2 separate regions of the Homo sapiens genome follow, and region 2 is linked to region 1. The links are chromatin loops, found by intact Hi-C in ENCODE. Cell type or tissue: endothelial cell of umbilical vein. All regions are shown on one strand. Region 1 overlaps FAT4 (FAT atypical cadherin 4). Region 2 overlaps FAT4 (FAT atypical cadherin 4).

What was found. Hi-C counts contacts between places; a loop is a spot of excess contacts. Peaks named below come from ENCODE experiments on the same cell type or tissue, not always from the same donor. Only the 100,000 strongest peaks of a DNase experiment are listed, where the experiment ranks them.
Region 2: a loop joins it to region 1, with 2.0 times the contacts of the local background. A loop is called at or near these places in 1 of 110 quality-filtered maps.

Annotation. Positions count from the first base shown.
Region 1 is chr4:125,481,033-125,483,532 of GRCh38, reverse strand. It overlaps FAT4 (FAT atypical cadherin 4), which reads right to left. Exons shown (of 18, transcript NM_001291303.3): 16 at 1,795-2,012. Among named protein-coding and RNA genes, the nearest start is that of MIR2054, 25 kb to the left of the region's middle. In endothelial cell of umbilical vein, no CTCF peak of the experiment used is centred here; no DNase peak of the experiment used is centred here.
Region 2 is chr4:125,389,216-125,391,715 of GRCh38, reverse strand. The region is part of intron 2 of FAT4 (FAT atypical cadherin 4); the gene reads right to left. Among named protein-coding and RNA genes, the nearest start is that of FAT4, 76 kb to the right of the region's middle. In endothelial cell of umbilical vein, no CTCF peak of the experiment used is centred here; DNase peaks (open chromatin) are centred at 1,325 and 1,825; H3K27ac peaks cover 1,890 bases.

The DNA.
Region 1 (2,500 bases):
ATTCAGCTTTTTCCTTAGTGAAGAAAAAAATGTGTCTCTGATTTTTTTCAACCACATTGTATTTTGACTGAATTCCTTGGCTTTAAGTGTACGTTAGTACAGAAATATTTCATATGTCATTTAAATGGCACGAAGACTTGGAAGCAACTTAACAGATAACACACAGACCTCAATGTCAAAGCCTCTCAAACCATATAAAATATGTTTCTTATAGAAGATGAGGATCTATTTCTTTTTTTGCTTCTTTACTTTGTTTACTTCTAATACCATTTTCAATGAAAATTATAAGTACCAGATAATAATGTAATACAATGGCTTATGTGTTCTCTTTTACAGTTGTTTTATTAACTCTGGAACTGGGTCCTTTGCTTCAATAGAGGTAAAGTTAAAACCTGAAGATGTTCTCTTGTAAGGGAAAAGGGTAGAGTGTCTGCCATTTGGCACTAATGATATTTGGGGCCAGATAACTCTTTGTTGTGAAGTGCTACTGTTTAGCAGCATTCTTGACCTCTACCGCTAGACGCCAGAAGTACTCTCCCAACTCCTAACCGTGACAATTGAAAATGTCTCCAGATATTGCCAAATGTCCCATGGGGGTAAAATCTATCCTAGTTGGAAATGACTGGACTAGAGGAATTATCATTTGAGAAGGTAAGAAATATTGGTTTTTGTACTACTTATTAAATATATTTATATGCAACATAATCATGGTTGGCTTGCACAGAGAAAAATTTTGAGGATGAAAGAGGCTGAAGTTTAGAAGTGAACATCTATTTTTATTTTTAGTATTATATGTGAATTAAACCAAATAATTTTTCTGAACAAATTGCTCTTTTTCTCTGTGAACTATCCCTGGAGTAGTTATTAAATATTGACTAATAGATGAAAATAATTCAGGAAATCTGGATTTGTTATCTTAAGAATTTACTAAAATTTATATAAAAAATTATCAGTAGAATGATACAAAGTAATATTAATGGAAGGCAGTAAATATAACTAAACTAAAGAAACTGTTGGTCTAGGAGATGACTTATTTGTGGGAAAGAAAGCAGAACATAGGTTTAAAACTTCAGAAAGCTAAGGGCCGATGCAAAAATGGATATCTAATGAAATTATTCATCTGTATATAAGTCTAGTATCTTATTTACAGATAAGAAAAAACAAATTATGTAAAAGCCTAATGATAAATCCATTGTTCTCATGAAGCATAATTTTTAAGATTATTTAAAAATTATTTGGAAAGGTTAAGTAAAATTATAATGAATTCCAAATATACTTTACTCCACAGAGTTTATATAGAGAATTGAATATATGCTCCAGAAATCATATAATTTCAAAATGTTTTTGCTTATTTCAAAATGTTTTTCCTTATTCTAATCCTGTCAATTGACATATACATATCAATATTTGAAATAATTGTTGGAGAAAAATATTTTTGTATTTCAAACAAACATTATATTTTTGGTTTGCTTTGTCTAAAAGTAAGAAAAGAAGTGATATAAATTCTTACCAGAAAAATAGATTGCAACTAATTCTTTGTGTGCTGGCCTACCTGGCAGGGTTCTCTACTCTAAAGCAACACAAAAGTGTGTAGAAACCAAACCATTCAGATCTTTGTTACTCTGGCCAATGCCTGGGGAATAGTTAAGATAGATGACATTGGAATAGTGCCCAGCATTAGTCGGAACTCTAATGGGTTGTAAAGAAAAGGACAGAAATTATGGGGGAAGTGATTTAAACCACTACACGGCAGGCGGTCTAATCAAATGAAGTCACCATTAGCTTTTATCTCACCTTCACAGTAGTGTAATTGCTGCTTTCTTGGATATGGATTAAAACGCCATTCTCGCTTCTGGTCCTAAATTTTACTTCCAGACTGTTCACACCAAAAGGCTCCAACATGGCACCTCGTAAGCTTTGCCTTAACAAATATTCCCGCTTCTCATTCTGACTCATGTGGTAGTCCAAGCGCCCTTTGCCTTCTAATGATAAGGCAGTGTCAGGAGTAACAGCTGGAAGTCAAAGGAAAAAAGGGAAAATGAATGCATTCATTTGGCATTTCTTGGAGTGTTTTCTATAGTGACAAAAATATAAAAAGGACAATGAAAATGTCGTTTTGGGAATTAATGTCCCCCAACTCTACTCTTAAAAAATAATTTCCATTTATGAATCATTATATAAGTTGATTTCACATGTTTAAATGCATTTCAGAACCATGAACTTAAAATACTCTATGACAGTCATTAACCATTTGGGAAATATTTTACTAAACTATTTGCCACATTACGTAAATTATGAATATCTAAAGACAGGCACTTGTTGGTAATATGTACTTGAAAAATTTGTTTGTAATCATTTTCACTGTGTTTCCAAAATATACGTTTGCATGGTTAAAATGATTTGTAATCTTTAGTCTCTAGTATGCTATAAATTAGGACAAAGAAGTGTTCAATCAAGTATTTACATCGGTAACTAACTTTATTTTCAGTAATCATCACAT
Region 2 (2,500 bases), 92 kb after region 1:
TTATGATAATTCAGTAACTACTCATAATAATGACTTACTATTTTTTTCTTTTAAAACAAAACATTTCTTCTAAAAAAGAAAAACAGGATACATGGGCAGAATGTGTAGGTTTGTTGCATAGGTATACATGTGCCATGGTGGTTTGCTGCACTGATTGAACCAACCTCCAACTTCCCTCCCCTTGCCTCCCACTGCCCCCAACAAGCCTTGGTGTGTGTTGTTCCCTTCTCTGTGTCCACGTGTTCTCATTGTTCAACTTCCACTTATGAGTGAGAGCATGCAGAATATGGTTTTCTGTTCCTGTGTTAGTTTGCTGAGGATGACGGCTTCCAGCTTCATCCATTTCCCTGAAAAGGACATGATCTCATTCCTTTTTATGGCTGCATAGTATTCCATGGTGTATATGTACCACATTTTCTTTGTCTAGTCTATCATTGATGGGCATTTGGGTTGGATCCATTTCTTTGCTATTGTAAATAGAGCTGCAGTAAACATACATGTGCATATGTCTTTATAGCAGAATGATTTATATTCCTTTGGGTATATACCCAGTAATGGGATTGCTGGGTCAAATGGTACTTCTGATTCTAGATCCTTGAGGAATTGCCATTGTCTTCTACAATGGTCAAACTTACTTACATTACCCCCAACAGTGTAAAAGTGTTCTTATTTCTCCACAGCCTCAGAAGCATCTATTGTTTCCTGACTTTTTAATAATTGCCATTCTGACTGGCATGAGATGGTATCTCCATGTGGTTTTGATTTGCATCTCTCTGATTATCAGTGATGTTGAGCTTTTTTTCATGTTTGTTGGCCACATAAATGTCTTCTTTTGAAAAGTGAATCATGACTTAAAATTTCAAAAACTTCAGAAAAAATATCCTTAATATGTTTTGTTCAGAATATCTCCCACTTAGGAGACTGGAATAAAAGGTCCTACACATTGCCCATCTCTGCTTCAAAAGCTGCTACACTAAACACCATGAAAGGCACGTGTAAACCTGGAAGAATAACTGAGCTCATTCAAATGTGTATTGCCCTTAATAGGTCATTATGATGTCAACTCAATAACATTTTGCTAAATGATGCCTCAGTTTATGCTGTGTAGGTACTACTAAAATTAAGCAAGGAAAAACTCTAATCTTACATTCAAAACAATTTTTATTCACCAGAGTGAAACAAGATGCTGGAAGCCTACCATTTACTTTTCTGTATGGAATCTCAAGTGAGGAGTTGAAATTGAAAGCAAACTAACCAAATTGAAACCCACACCAATATCAGTACAACCATCACGCCTCAGCTGTTGCTTCCTTTGGCCCTGAAAAGGAAAACTCCACCTTTCCTGCCTGAGATGAGTGTAGAGTGTGGAATATGAGTTTGCCCACAATGCAGTGAGAAGCTCAGTGCTGGGAGACAACTCAGTATGACCGCATCAGGGTGATGTGTAAAGAAACACTCTATGACCTGACCTTAAACATGAGAATCAAGTATAGAGTTAAATTTCGTAATTAGGAACAAAAAAAAAATTCAACGCCTAATTGTACTATAGTTTATGGGTTTAGGCTCTAAATATTTCCATTTCTTAACAACAATAAAGAGCTGTATTGCCACGAAAGGATGGTGCCAGAGTCTGCATATTTCCTTTAAGTTTGTTCTTCATTTTTTTCCCTATTTTGGGTGACCACTGGGAATTCTACTGCCATAAGTCTGGGTGAAATGTTTCACGACATCCAGAACACTTCATCATGTAGCAGAGCCAAAATCTATTATGGTTTGCAAGTGACTCATATTTCAGTTATGAGAAAGCCCTAACAAAGAACAGTTTGCATTTAAATGTTCTAAATGTCAGGAATGTAATGTTTGGACTATGTAGGTATGCAAGGCCTGATCTCTATGAACAAGGTTTTAAGTATTTATTTGTTTGCGATGTATAATCAACTTTGTTCAAACTTGTGGTAACTCTAATAATAGTTTACTGTCTCATCTTGATGGTATTACTGAAAGTTTGAAATTGCAATGTGAAAAAAATGGGAGAAATCAAACTTTGGAGGAAAGACCTACCAACTCATTCTATGAAAGACTGGCCAGAGCTATATGGGACTTATTAAGGAAAACTAATAGGACCACTACCACCTGCATGAATGAAACATAACTACTAGAAAACACAAGTCTGTTGCAGGCCCAAACTCTACTTAAGTTTCAGAAATTATCATAAAGTAAGTGTATGCATTTGGTGCATTTTTTTCTTTAGAACTAGAAGAAAAAAATGAATAAGCATTATATTTTACTAGAAAATGCGTATTTAAATATTATCATGCATACTAAAGGCCATTTTATTACGTTATTTCACAGGAAACACTTTAGTACAAGAAACATGATATAATGGTAATATTTGATGAAGTAACATACAATATGGGAATTGGAATAATTCTGTTTTTAAGATTATAGGCTATTAAGCATTTTGTCATGTAAAAGTTTATACCTTAAATTTAAATAATAT